Linked DNA regions of Homo sapiens: regions 2 and 3 are each linked to region 1. A link is an interaction called in ENCODE POLR2A ChIA-PET data of the cell type or tissue named here. Cell type or tissue: HepG2. All regions are shown on one strand.

Region 1 (5,000 bases):
AACTTTCTGGACCTCTTAGGCTGGCCATTAAAACTCCTGGTGAGAGCTGGTTATTTAATTAGGCTACAAACAAAATTTCAGCAATTGCTTCTAAATGGTTTTTCCAGCCCTGGAGGGAACCCAGGCAGGATTGGTGTGTGGTAAGGCTAATTTTTGCCTCCTGGCAGTTTTTAAATATTGCTTTCTTTTGTTTTGTTACATGTAGACCATAAATTATATAGCAAAACACCACCATATATTAGGCAAGGGACCAATTTTGTTTTCTCTCTAAAATACATGTCAAACATTGGCCTTCAAAATGACTAGGTTTGCTCATTTTCTTTTTTTTTTCTTTTTTTTGAGACAGGGTCTTGCTCTGTCATTCAGCCTGGAGTGCAGTGGTACGATATAGGCTCACTGCAGTCTCAACCTCCTGGGCTCAAGCAATCCTCCCACTTCAGCCTCCCAAGTAGCTGGGACTACAGGCACATGCCACCACACCTGGCTAATTTTTTTTTTTTCCCCCGAGAGAGTCTGGCTCTGTTGCCCAGGCTGGAATGCACTGCAACTTCCGCCTCTCAGGTTCAAATGATTCTCCTGCCTCAGCCTCCTGAGTACCTGGGACTATAGGTGCGTGCCACCATGTCTGGCTAATTTTTGTATTTTTAGTAGAGATGGGGTTTCACCATGTCGGCCAGGCTGGTCTCAAACTCCTGACCTCAGGTGATCCACCTGCCTCGGCCTCCCAAAATGTTGGGATTACAGGAATGAGCCACCATGGCCGATCCTAGCTAATTTTTTAGGAAACTTTTTTGTAGAGATGGGGTTTCGCCATGTTGCCCAGGCTGGTCTCAAACTCCTGAGATCAAGTGATACCATTTGCCTTGGCCTCTAAAAGTGATGGGATTACAGGCGTGAGCCACTGCGTCAGGCTGCTTTGCTCATTTAATAAATATGTTTTAAGGTACCTACTATATGCAATGGTGAATAAAATAGACATACTCCTTACCCTCAAGGAGCTTCAGAGCTGGCACAAGAAAGAGATAACTGCAAGTAAGTCAATGTATAACCCAAAGCTGTGTTATGAACTTGTCTCTGTGTTGCATATGTACAATCCCAATTGTGTATGTGAGAGAAAATATCTAGGGTATCATTTATAGTGGAAGTCCAAGGAAAATGACATTAGCTGGGTCTTAGGGGATGAGGAAGAAGGGGCTAGATGGAGATTTGGTGAGGGGGAAAAGATTATCAGCTATTATAGAAGCAAAGGTCCCTCAGCCAGGTGTGGTGGCTCACACCTGTAATCCCAGCACTTTGGGAGGCTGAGGTGGGTGGATCACGAGGTCAGGAGTTCAAGACCAGCCTGGCCAACATGGTGAAACACCATCTCTACTAAAAATACAAAAATTAGCTGGGCGTGGTGGTGCATTCCTGTACTCCCAGCTACTAGGGAGGCTGAGCCAGGAGAATTGCTTGAATCAGGACCCTGGAGGCAGAGGTTGCAGTGAGCTGAGATCATGCCACTGCACCCCAGCCTGGGTTACAGAGTGAGACTCCATCTCAAAAAAAAGGGTCCCTGAAGTGTGAAAGAATGTGGCAACATCTGAGAGCAGAAAGAAGAGTGAGGTGGCTCACGCCTGTAATCCCAGCACTTTGGGAGGCCGAGGCGGGCAGATCACTTGAGGTTAGGAGTTCGAGACCAGCCCGGCCAGTGTGGTGAAACCCCGTCTCTACTAAAAATATAAAAATTAGCCAGGTGTGGTGGTGGGCACCTGTAATCCCAGCTACTTGGGAGGCTGAGGCAGGAGAATCACTTGAACCCAGGAGGTGGAGTTTGCTGTGAGCCGAGATTGCACCACTGCACTCCAGCCTGGGCAACAGAGTGAGACTCTGTAACAAAATAAAATAAAATAAAGTGAGGCAGGAGAGAGGGAGTAATAGGGTTCTACAAATAAATGGAACCAATAGTTACACACAGCGGACCCTTGAACAACACGGCTTTGAACTGAGCAGGTGTCCACTTCTATGTGGATTTGCTTCCACCTCTGCTACCCCTAATGAAGCAGCCTTAATGTCTGGGGTGACACCCAAGGTTCTTGGTCTCATGGCCATAGAGATCAAGGACTTGAACACATACAAAAGGTGAGGTTTAGAGTAGAAATTTAATAGGTGAAAGAAAGAGAATAGCTCCCTGCTACAGAGAGGGGTCCTGGAAAAATGGGTTGCTGAAGCTCAGTGAATCGCAAGGGTTTTTACAGATGAGCTAGTGGGAGGCGGTATTTGATCTACACAGGGCACGGAAAACTGGTTAGGACCAGGTGTGCCGTATGCATAGGGCTTGAATCTCTGGCAGCCCCCACTTCAATTGTTTATTATGCAGGTGTATCCTCTGCCTGAGCTACTCCATGTTGCTTATTTCTTTCACACTGCGCATGTGCTAACAAAAAAGGGAAGGTGGAGCCTCCATGGTGGACCTGCCTGGCCCCAGGTCGTCTTTTCTATCCATGCAGCTGCCCCCACGGTGGACCTGCCTGGCCCCGGGTCGTCCTTTCTATCCATGCAGCTGCCCCCACGGTGGACCTGCCTGGCCCCGGGTCGTCCTTTCTATCCATGCAGCTGCCCCCACGGTGGACCTGCCTGGCCCCGGGTCGTCCTTTCTATCCATGCAGCTGCCCCCACGGTGGACCTGCCTGGCCCCGGGTCGTCCTTTCTATTCATGCAGCTGCCGGCATTCCCCCGTGCAAGCTTCCAGTTTCCCTATCTATGTTTGCAGCCTGATCTTTCAGGCTGCTCCTTTTTAGAAAGTGATTTCTTGGGCTTTTTTTTTTTGTTAGAAGGGAAGTTCTACTGAGGACTCTCTTGCCGTCATTGTCTGCCTAAATAATTTCTTTCTATCTCCTGTATCACTAAGACAGCGAGACCATCCCCTCCTCTTCCACCTCCTCTCAGCCTCCTCAATGTGAAGACAAGGAGGTGAAGACTTTTGTTGTTTTGAGACGGAGTCTTGCTCTGTAGCCCAGGCTGGAGTACAGTGGCACAATTTTGGCTCACTGCAAGCTCCACCTCCTGGGTTCAAGCAATTCTCCTGTCTCAGCCTCCCACTTGAACCCAGGACGTGGAGATTGTAGTGAGCTGAGATCACACCACTGCACTCCAGCCTGGGCAATAGAGTGAGACTCAGTCTCAAAAACAAACAAACAAAACAAAACAAAGCATGCATTAATTGGCTTTAGGTTATCAGTAAGGCTTCTGGTCAATAGTAGTCTATTAGTAGTTAAGTTATGGGGGAGTCAAAAGTTATATGGGAGGCTGGGCATGGTGGCTCACCCCTGCAATCACAGATTTTGGGAGGCTGAGGTGGGAGGATTACTTGAGCCCAAGAGGTTGAGGCCATGGTGTGCTGTGATTGTGCCAATGCACTCTAGCCTTGTTGACAGAGTAAAATTCTCTCTTTCTCTCTCTCAAAAAATAAAAAAGTTTTGGCCAGGCACGGTGGCTCACGCCTGTAATCCCAACAGTTTGGGAGCCGAGGCGGGCAGATCACCTGAGGTCAGGAGTTCAAGACCAACCTGACCAACCCAGAGAAACCCCATCTCTACTAAAAATACAAAAATTAGCTGGGCATGGTGGTGTGTGCCTGTAATCTCAACTGCTTGGGAGGCTGAGGCAGGAGAATCGCTTGAACTCGGGTGACAGAGGTTGCAGTGAGCCGAGATCGCGCCATTGTACTCCAGCCTGGGCAACAGAGCAACACTCCATCTCAAAAAAACAAACAAACAAAAAACATGGGCATGGTGGCCAGCACTTGTGAGGCTGAGGCACAAAGATCACTTGAACGTGGGAGGCAGAGGTTGCAGTGTGCCGAGATCATGCCACTGCACTCCAGCCTGGGTGACAGAGGGAGACTCTAGCTTGAAATTATGTCTTCAGGGATTCTAGCCACAGTTAGACTTGGCTGAAAGAGGCAGGTGCAAGTGAGCAGCAGCCATCCCCCAAGGCCACTGTGGTTAGATGTGGCAATAGACACAGATACCTGTGGGCTCCAGTTTGTCCTTGCTGTCCTCTGCATCTAGCTCTTCTCCTGACTTCTGACCCTGATGACCAACACAGCCCCAGGCCCACCACCAGGTGCTTGGTGGTAGTAGCTACATACAGGCACAGGTTACCATAGAGCGTTCCCTTGGCCATCCTCTTTCAGTGACTAAATGTGCCTGGCTACTCAGATGGACTGGCCAGTACCTCCTCTGAGCCTCCAACTTTCCTCCTAGTCTGTCCCTTCCCCAGCTTCTCCTATGATTCTGTAAGGTCTAATTCCTAGAGTAACTCTCTTATCCCATAGCTCATAGTATTTCTGCATTGAGCCCTGACTGCTGCAATGAACCAGGCTACGCAGACCATGGTGAAGGCCAAGAGAAGCTACTGAAGATCTCTGAGTTAGGTAGTTGGCTTATATCTGTGGGTGCGGCTCCCTTAACTATAGCCAGGTTCAAGATTCTGAACAGAATAGTGTGCTGTGTGGAAAAAATTGCTGTTGGACTGTTTTCCAAATCCCCACAGCTGGTTCCTGCTGTGTTCCCATCTTGTGGGCAAGTAGTTATTAGGATCTTGTCTCAGTCCAGACAAGAGGAAGTGTTTGTGTTGTCATCTGAGAGCCCAAAACAGACTCCTCTTGATTAAGATGGACCCTGCCGGGTGCAGTGGCTCACGCCTGTAATCCCAGCACTTTAGGAGGCGAGGCGGGCAGATCCCGAGGTCAGGAGTTTGAGACCAGCCTGACCAACATGGGGAAAACCCGTCCCTACTAAAAATACAAAAATTAGCTGGGCATGGTGGGGCGTGCCTGTAATCCCAGCTACAGGAGGCTGAAGCAGGAGAATGGCATGTGGCGTGAATTCAGGAGGTGGAGGTTGCAGTGAGCTGAGATTGTGCCACTGCACTCCAGCCTGGGTGACAGAGCAAGACTCCATCTAAGAAAAAAAAAAAAAAAGATGGACTTTAAGGTTAAGGAAACAAAAATTACC
Region 2 (5,000 bases), 78 kb before region 1:
AAGTCATTACAATTAAAGACTCACCCCTATTAGTGAGTTTTTGGCATTTCCAATTGTAGTCAGGGCACTGAGGTCAAATATAACTACAAATTTTGCATTGTCTACATTGAACACATGATTCTTAAAAGCCTCATGTTTTATTTCAGAACAGGCCTCAGGAAGTTGTAGACTGTGTAGGAGGTTGTTTAGGGCACAAGTCATTTCTCCCAATATTAACTTATAGGCAGTCTCCAAAACAGGAATATTCTTCAAGCTGAGCACTGCTTGATAAACAGCATGGGCTACAGCAACAACCTGAAAAACAAAAAATTCAAGGAAGTGATAAATGGAAAATAAATCTTCTAAAATTATATGGAAAATAAATCACTATCTGTATTAGTGCTGACGATACAAATAAATTTAAGATCGATCAATTCACTGTCCGTAGCACTTAATATTTTAACTTTTTAAAAACCAGTCAGAAAACTGACACAGATCAGTATGCTATTTCAAGTCTATAAAGTTTTATCACAAATACAGAGTACTATAAATGAAAACTGTCAATATGAAATTTCCGAAATGGCCGTTTTTTTTTTTTTTTAAATAATCAACATCAGAAGACATATGCAAACAGCAGTTTAAGACTGGGTTTCTTAAATCTACCAGGAAAGTCTGTGGTGGATTTGACTAGGGGGTGGTTGAAAAGCCAGTCATTTTTGTTTACAAAATATACAGTACTTCTTAATTTATAACGTTATAAATGTGTCAACTTGTTTTACCCTTATGAAAATTTAAATTTATAATAAATTTATAATAAATTTAATAACAGCAAAAGATGCATAGTCTGAAAAGAGTATCTGGCACATCATTCATGAAAGTATTCAGTATGATTCTCAAGAAATACAAACTTAAAAGAACAAATACAATCACTATATTCTAAATCAAACATTTCACATTTCACTCAATTTCACTTATACAGCCTGGTAAGCAACATTAGGTCCAACTCTTCAGTGACTCAAGTTGTCAAAATTCATTATCAATGTATTACTTACCTCTTTTTCTTTATGATAACGCAAGAATAGTAGTTTAGATGATGGTATAAACAGTTTTTCTACAAATGATGATGGCAGTTTCGTATTTATCTGTTCAACAATCTAAAAGAATAAAATTTTTAAAAAATGAGCTTCTCCAATTACAAAAAGACATGGAGAAACCTTAAATGCACACTGATAAGTGAAAGAAGCCAATTGAAAAGGCTACATACTATATGACTCCAACTACATGGCATTCTGGAAAAGGCAAAACGACGGAGACAGTAAAAAGATCAGGGATTGCCATGGGCTTAAGATGGAGGGAGGGAGGAGTGGGGAGAGGGAACGAGGAAGGAGTGGGTGGAACATAAAAGATTTTTAGGGAAGTGAAACTATCCTGTATGATACTGGTAATAGGGGATACATGTCATTACACATGTTAAAGTCCATAGAATACATAACACAAAGTAAACTATAAAATTAGTTAATAATAATATATCCATATTCGCTCCTTTGTAATAAATGTACCACACTAACACAATATGTTAATGAGGGGGAAACTGTTGGGATGAAGAAGGTATATGGGAACTCATTGTTTTCTGCTCAATTTTCTGTATATCTAAAAAATAGTCTTTTAATTTAGAAAAATATATCTAAGCTATATTTTAAGGCCTTAATACTGTGACATTAAAGTGTTTAGACACCTAAATAGGACACACGTATTTTACAGTTATCATGGGCATTTTTTCACATTAGTAAAAAGAGGTGTAATTCTGGCAGAAATGCTCAGCAGAATGTCATCTAGAATTTGCTTTAAAATACTCCAGTTGGAGATGAAAGGATAGCAAAGAGGCCTAGATGAAACCAGATGGGCCATTTGTTTCTAATTATAGAAGCTGAGTGTTAAATATGTACAAATTTATTATACTATGCTCCCTATTTTTATGTGCTTCAGAATGTCCATAATAAAAGTGAGGGGAGGATATTTATGGTTAAGAAATTAAAGGAGGCCAGCCGGGCGCGGTGGCTCACGCCTGTAATCTCAGCACTTTGGGAGGCCAAGGCAGGCAGATCACGAGGTCAGGAGATCGAGACCATCCTGGCTAACATGGTGAAACCCCGTCTGTACTAAAAATACAATTGCACCACTGCACTCCAGCCTGGGCAAAAGAGCGAGACTCCGTCTCAACAAAAAAAAAAAAAAGAAATTAAAGGAGGCCAGGCATGATTGCTCACACCTGTAATCCCAGCACTTTGGGAGGGCAAGGCAGGAGGATTACTTGAGACCAAGAATTTGAGGCCAGCCTAGACAATGTAGTGAGACCCCTTCTCTCCAAAAAATACAAAGGTTAGCCAGGCATGGTGGCATGCATCTGTAGTCCCAGATAGTCGGGAGGCTGAGTGGGAAGATCACTTGAGCCCAGGAGTTTGAGGCTGCAGTGAGCTCTGATTGTACCGCTGCACTCCAACCAGGGGAATACAGCAAGATCCTGTGACAAAAAAAAAAAAAAGAAAAGAAAAGAAAAAAAAGAAAGAATCTGGTGCATAGAGCAATGTTTCCTCAAAAAACACAAGTAAAGCTACACTGAGACTAGCTATCAACCAGTAAAAATAGAGGCCTGGTAGAGTGGCTCATACCTATAATCCCAGTACTTTGGGAGGCCAAGGCAGGTGGATTGCTTGAGCCCAAGAATTCAAGACCAGCCTGGGTAACATGGCAAAACTCCATCTCTACAAAATAATACAAAAAATTAGCCAGGTGTGGTGACGCACGCCTGTAGTCCTAGCTACCTGGGGGGCTGAGGTGGGAGGATCACCTGAGCCCAAGAGGTCAAGGCTGCAGTGAGCCAAAATCATGCCACTGCACTTCATCCTGTGCAACAGAGTGAGACCCTGTCTCAAAAAAAAATTGCATTAAAAATAAAAGTAAATAGACACTAAAATGAAAGCACAGATTATAACTGATGAATGTACTCTAAGAAAATAATATAATAAAGCAAAGCCCTTATTTTTTTTTCTTTTTTGGAGACAGGGCCTTTTTTTGTCACCTTGGCTGAGTGCAGTGGCACAATCAGAGCTCTCTTCAACCTCAAGTTCCTGGGCTTAATCGATCCTCCTCCCTCAGCCTCCCGAGTAGCTAGGACTACAGGTGCACGCCACTACACCAAGCTAATTTTTGACTTTTTGTACAGATGGGGTCTCACTACATTGCCCAAGCTGTGCCAGAATTCCTGGATGCAAGCAATCCTTCTGCTTTGGCCTCCCAAAGTGCTGGGATTACAAGCATGAGCCACCATGCCCAGACAAAGCCCTTAATTTCTTACATATCGATTTAAGGGCCTGAATAAACCAACACATTAAAAAGGAAAAGAATAATTCACATACCAGCGTGAGTAAATTCAAGACTGAGATGATATAATCGGTACCACAAGTCTGGCAATTCTCCAGTTGGTCTAATCCATATGTAATGACCATGTCACAATGTATAGTCATGCTAGGATCCAAGCTGCCGAGCAAAACACCAACACACTCATTAGCAGCTGTCAACACAGCCTCAGAAAAAAACACCTGGTTTGCAGCCGTCACACATCTCATTACTCTGTACAGAACCTGTAAATGGGGAAAACAAGCAGCTTTTTAAAAAAATTCACGTGCTTCCACAAAGCAAGAAAATACTTTTTATTTAATGCAATTTCAACTGAAAATTAACTGCTTGCCTTGCCAGCAGTCTCTTAATATTCTAGTTCTCAGTAGTTGAATAATAATGATATCTTTAGTACAGTATGTAAACATGATCTTGGCTAAAAAATCCTAAAGTGCTATTATGACAGGAAATGGAATCTGCCATCCTCTATTTCCCATATACCCAACTTCGTTTCTCCCAATGTCACTAAATGGCGGAAGCTCAGAATCTTTATCATGAAATACACCACCACAACAGTAATGGTATTGACAGCATGGGAATAGCCTGCCCACACATACTACAAGCTAGCTCTTGGGCTTTTGGGAATCAATCTTTTAAAACTAAACAGACAAGTCACTTTAAGCTTATTAAAGTTTCTATCTACTGATGGTCTCTTTTGAAAGATAAGCACTCTCATGCTTACCACAAAATACCTTCAAAAATCATATTATTTCCAATACACACACAAACAAAATCCCCCACTTAACTATAATGGCCAATAATTGTGTACTAAATTTCTAATAAAATAGGGGAGAAAACAGAGCAAATGTTAAAAAATATTTCTATAATATTTAACAACCAATACATACAGGATTTTATTTAGTCTACCCATAGTTTTCATTAAAAGTATCCTTGGAGGTTAGGCACAGTGACTCATATCTATCATCCTAGCACTTTGACAGGATTAGCTGGAAGGTTCTCTTGAGTCCAGGAGTTTGAGACCAGCCATGTCAACATAACAACACCTCATCTCTACTAAATTTGTTTTTAAATTAGTTGGGCATGGTGGCTCGCACCAGTAGTCCCAACTACTTGAGAGGCTGAGGTGGGAGGATCACTTAAGCCTGGGAGGTCAAGGCTGCAGTGAGCCAAGATCGTGCCACTGCACTCCAGCGTGGGCAACAGAGACCATGTCTCCAAAAAAAAAAGGGGGGGGGCGCGGAGGGGGAAGCATTCTTGGCCATGCACAGTGGCTCATGTCTATAATCCCAACACTTTGGGAGGCTGAGGTGGGAAGACTGCTTGAGGCCAAAAGTTCAAGACCAGCCTGGGAAACACTGAGACCCCATCTCTACAAAAATAAAAAATTAGCAGGAGCTATAGTGGGAAGATCACTTGAGCCCAAGAGATAGAGACTGCACTGAGTCGTGATGGCACCACCCCACTTTAAAAAGAAAAAAAAAAAAAAAAGCTGGGTATGGTGACACTCGCTTGTAGGGCTGAGTGAGGTGGGAGGTTCATATGGGCCCAGGAGTTCAAGATTACAGTGAGCTATGATTGCTCTACTACACTCCAGCCTGGGTGAC
Region 3 (5,000 bases), 140 kb after region 1:
TCCACACAGTTGCCTAAACTAGAGGCCAACATGTATTCTTTCTTCAGCCTCACCCTCAACATCTAATTAATCTTAAAACCTGAAATTTCACCTGCTTGCATTGCTTTCAAATCTATTTCCTTGACAGGTAGAGAGGTTTGGAAGGATGATCCTCAACTCGTTGGAGTCATTGTGTCTCCCTTTCAGATCCACAGCAGTTAGTAATGATTTCACTTATAGGTCAGAAGGACCATGGACCTATTTGAGGCATTTGGAGATTTATCATATGTGAAATTAGGAAATTGAAAGTTATTGGGATTGATCAAAGCACATGAACATAAAATATACTTCACATCTCCATACTTCTTAAGGTGATGAAGAAGGGTGTGGCTGATGATATTGTTTGTTGAGGGATCTGATAGTGTCCAAAGAAAAATTATCTGCAATTTTCTTTTCCCTTCCTTCCTTCTTTCCTTCCTTCTTTCCTTCCTTCCTTCCCTCCTCCCTCCCTCTTTTCTTTTCTCATTTCTTTTCTTTTCCCTCCCTCCCTCTTTCTTTCTTTCCTTCCTTCCCTCCTCCCTCCCTCTTTTCTTTTCTCATTTCTTTTCCCTCCCTCCCTCCCTTCCTTTCTTTCTTTCTTTTTCTTTCTTTCCTTCCTTCCTTCCTTCTCTTTCTTTCCTTCCTTCCTTCCTTCTCTCTTTCTTTCTTTCTTTTCTTTCCTTTCTTTTTCTTTCTCTTTCCTTCCTGCTTTTATTTCTTCTCTCTGTCTCTCTCTGTCTCTGTCTCTGTCTCTCTCTCTCTCCTGTTGCCTAGGCTGGAGTTTAGCTCACTGCAACCTCTGCCTCCTGGGTTCAAGCAATTCTCCTCCCTCAGCCTTCTGAGTAGCTGGGACTACAGGCTTTAGAACTGGCGGCTTTATAAGAAGAGAAAGAGAGATCTGAGCTAGCACACTCAACCCCCTTGCTCTGTGATGCCCTGTGCCATCTCGGGACTCTGCAGAGGGTCCCCACCAGCAAGAAGGCCTTCACCAGAGCGGCCCCTTAACCTTGGACTTCCCAGCCTCCATAACTGTAAGTAATAAATTATTTTCCTTGTAAATTACCCAGTTTCAGGTATTCTGTAATAAGCAACAGAAAATGGACAAAGACAATCACTATTTTTTGAATCAATGAATATTGAATGAATTATCTATAATAAACAGAAATACCTGTTAGGTGAACAAAAGTCACAGAGTAGGACAAGGATCATTCTGTTAAAATAACTCTGAGTAAACATAGCTGCCTGCCTTTTCCATCCCTCTGTGTGGTTAAGATAAGCTGTGCCTAGTTTGGGCTTTGAGTTTTCACTCATGCAAAGTGAACACTGGCTTCCTACTGGGCATGGTGTGGACTGGAGATCCCAGGTGATTGACAAAGTGGATATTGTTCAAAACCTCCTAAAACATGCAGGTGTTGAGGTGGTCCTTCATGCAGGGTCAGAAATGAAACACATCAAATTAAACCTCAGGTGGCTTTGCAGAAGAAATGGAAGGTAGATTATGTGCTCCGCACAGCCCTGACACGAGGGCAGGGCTGACGATCCATCACTTTTAAGCGCACGGTGTGGCGTAGATCACCTCCAGCTGCAGGAAAAAAAGGCTGACCTTTAGATAGGGCTATAAAAAGAGAGCCAAATTCACTCCTTCTTTGCTCACAAAGTGCCCTCAACAAAGGAGGAAAAATGAAGGACCTCTGTGTCCAAGAGCCAGGTACACAAAGGCGACTCGGCATTTTGTCAAGCTGATGGTCAGAGCATGAAGTGACAAAGAAGGTGGCTAGGCTTGGGGGAGCCTTATGTGTCTAGGTGAGAAGCTGCCAGTGTGACTGTCAGCAGAGAGGAGCATCTTGTTAGTGCCAATCTTGCAGCACGATCAGGTGAGCAGGGAGGTGGTTTAGAAAAGCTGCTCAAGAGGTTCCGGAGCAAGGAGTCCCAGATCACTGGGAAGTTAGCTTTTTTAATTTTTTTTTTTTTTTTTTTGAGACAGGGTCTCGCTGCATCCCGGAGGCTGGAGTGTAGTGGCGTGATCATGGCTCACTGCATCCTCAACCTCCTGGGCTCGAGTAATTTTCCTGCCTCAGCCTCCCGAATGGCTGGGACTACTGGTGGGCACAACCATGCCTAGCTATTTTTTTTTTTTTTGTAGACAGGGTCTCACTATGTTGCCCAGGTTGGTCTCAAACTCCTGGGCTCAAGTGATCCTGCTATCTCAGCCTCCCAAAGTTCTGGGATTACAGGTGAGAGCCACCATGCCCAGCCCGAGGTTAGTTAGCTTCTGAGGATTTAGAAGTTACATCCACATTTCCATGAATTCAACGGGTTGGGGTAGGTTGAAGGATATTATGCCCTCTAGCAAGAGTATTTGAAACTGCAATGGACTCCAATATTTCTAAGCGAGAGTTATTGAAGGTTTCAGAGTAAGAGACCTGTTCATTCTCTCCATCTCTTTCCATGTGGAGCTGAGGTCGGGGGAGGTTCCAAGGTCAGCCAGGATGGTGAAAATCACTATTGTCAAAGACGCCCTTGAGTACAGAGTCTCCCAAGAACTCCATACACATAGTTTATTTTTTCCCAGGGCCGGAACACATCGCTGCATTTCTTCAGTTGAGCTCTATCAAAAGTAAAACCTTAGACAAATTAAATTTAACAGAGTTGAATTGAGCAAAGAAAGATTCATGAATTGGGCAGCCCTTGAAACAGAATAGGTTCAGGGAGACTCTGGTGCAGCCACGTGGTCAAAGAAGATGTATGGACAGAGAAAGGAAAGTGAAAACGGAAGTGAGGTACAGAAACAGCTGGATTGGTTACAGCTCAGTGTTTGCTTTATTTGATACGGCTTGAACAGTTGGCCTTCTGTGATTGGGCAAAACTCGGTGATTGGCACATGAGTAGTTTATGGTCTGTTTATACCTCCAGTTAGGTTACAGTCCATTATGGATGGAGAAACCTTTACACAGAACTAAAAATATGTTAGGAGGCAGCTTTAGGTTAAGCTTAATTTAACAGCTCTGTAAGACATTGTTTCTAGGGATGATGTTGAAGGAAAATAGAAATCTTTATTATTATTATTTTTTGTTTTGTTTTTGAGACGAAGTCTCACTTTATTGCTCAGGCTGGAGTGCAGTGGCGCGATCTCGGCTCACTATAACCTCCACCTCCCGGGTTCAAGCGATTGTCCTGCCTCAGCCTCCCAAGTAGCTGGGATTACAGGCACGCACCACCATGCCTGGCTAATTTTTGTATTTTCAGTAGAGACGAGGTTTTAGCATGTCGGCCAGCTAGTCTTGAACTCCTGACCTCAAGTGACCTGCCCACCTTGGCCTCCCAAAGTGGCTTTAGGCTAAACTTAATTTAATAGTTCTGTAAGACATTTGTTTCTAGGGATGACGTTGAAGGAAAATAGAAATCTTTAAACATGAGTCATACCCAGCAGGTGGGGAAACTGGCCTAGCCTGAGGGGCCAACAGCCAATTTCAGTTCCCTTCTCACAGGCCTTTCAAAGATTCACAGGTAGATGGACTCCCCGGCAATGTTTGTGACTTTCACATTCTTCCATATTCTCCCTCTCTCTCTCTCCCTCTTTTTTTTTTTTTTTTTTTTTTTTTGGTGAGATAGAGTCTTGCTCTGTCACCCAGGCTGGAATGCAGTGGTGTGATCTCGGCTCACTGCAACCTCTGCCTCCCAAGTTCAAGCAATTCTCCCGCCTCAGCCTCCTGAGTAGCTGGAATTACAGGCGCCCACCACCACGCCTGGCTAATTTTTGTATTTTTAGTACAGACAGGGTTTCACCATGTGGGCCAGGCTGGTCTCGAACTCCTGACCTCAAGTGATTTACTCACCTCAGCCTCTCAAAGTGCTGGGGTTACAGGTGTGAGTCACCGCGCCCAGCCTCCCACTCCTTTCTCGCTCTGTCCTCTTTCTGCCATATACTTATAGCTGAATTCACATAAATTAAAAGTGTCCCTAATTTGACTTTACTATATTCCAGACATCGACAATGTCCGTCCATTTTCATATGTTCCATTTTCATTTCTAAGTATTTTCTTCTGAAGAGTCTTAGAGGTACAAATTACCAAATTGTAAACATTGTAGGCTGGGCGTGGTGGCTTCTGCCTATAATCCCAGTACTTTGGGAGGGTAAGGCGGTTGAGGGGATGCGGGGGTGTTACTTGAAGCCCAGAGTTAGAGACCGGCCTGGGCAACATAGCCCAGACCTAATCTCTACAAAAAATAAAATAAAATAAATTGAGGTGGGAGGATTTCTTGAGTCCAGGAGTTCGAGACCAGCTTGGGCAACATAGCAAGACCCCATCTCTAAGAAAACAAAAAACAAAGAGCATTGCGTTTAGGTGTCATTGGATTTTGTGATGAGGCTTCTCTGTTTCACCCTAAGGGAAAAACTGGAAGCGATTTGGTTACCCATGGAGGCATTAACATAGCACGAAAAAAAGTGACCGATATTCCAAACCAGCCACCTTTTCCAGATCAGAAGGTTCCAGTTAACCTGCTCATCATTAAATTAGTATGCTACAAGGCCAGGGGGTGGCTCACCCCTCTAATCCCAGTACTTTGGGAGGCCGAGGCGGGTGGATCACTTGAGGTCAGGAGTTCGAGACCAGCCTGGCCAACATGGCGGAACCCTATCTCTCCTAAAAGTACAAAAATTAGCTGGGTGTGGTGGCACATGCCTATAATCCCAGCTACTCAGGAGGCTGAGGCAGGAGAATCCCTTGAACCTGGGAGGTGGAGGTTGCAGTGAGCTGAGATCAAGCCACGGCACTCCAGCGTGGGCAACAGAGTGAGACTCTATCTCAAAAAACAAACAAGCAAACAAAAATGAGTATGTGACAACTCTTCTTGCATCTTTTCTGAAAATTCCTGCAGTCTTATCCCATATCTGCTGAAGGCAAAAGCAGACACTTGTGTGAAACTCAACTTCAGCACCATCTTCTGTGAAACCCAACTTCAGCACCATCTTCTTTTTT

What was found. ChIA-PET counts read pairs that join two places held together with the same protein. Peaks named below come from ENCODE experiments on the same cell type or tissue, not always from the same donor. Only the 100,000 strongest peaks of a DNase experiment are listed, where the experiment ranks them.
Region 2: POLR2A ChIA-PET joins it to region 1 with 6 read pairs; 5 of 35 experiments call an interaction of 5 or more read pairs at or near these places.
Region 3: POLR2A ChIA-PET joins it to region 1 with 5 read pairs; 2 of 35 experiments call an interaction of 5 or more read pairs at or near these places.

The regions. Positions count from the first base shown.
Region 1 is chr16:18,953,709-18,958,708 of GRCh38, forward strand. No RefSeq gene overlaps it. Among named protein-coding and RNA genes, the nearest start is that of TMC7, 28 kb to the right of the region's middle. In HepG2, no CTCF peak of the experiment used is centred here; DNase peaks (open chromatin) are centred at 2,413 and 4,053; H3K4me3 peaks cover 985 bases.
Region 2 is chr16:18,876,100-18,881,099 of GRCh38, forward strand. It overlaps SMG1 (SMG1 nonsense mediated mRNA decay associated PI3K related kinase), which reads right to left. Exons shown (of 63, transcript NM_015092.5): 11 at 3,396-3,620; 12 at 1,032-1,133; 13 at 25-294. Among named protein-coding and RNA genes, the nearest start is that of SMG1-DT, 48 kb to the right of the region's middle. In HepG2, no CTCF peak of the experiment used is centred here; no DNase peak of the experiment used is centred here.
Region 3 is chr16:19,092,429-19,097,428 of GRCh38, forward strand. LOC124903656 (a long non-coding RNA gene) reads left to right here. Exons shown (of 2, transcript XR_007065010.1): 1 at 1-1,049. Among named protein-coding and RNA genes, the nearest start is that of ITPRIPL2, 19 kb to the right of the region's middle. RefSeq lists enhancers at 2,685-2,894, 3,285-3,344. In HepG2, a CTCF peak has its summit at 2,357; DNase peaks (open chromatin) are centred at 1,313, 2,383 and 2,813.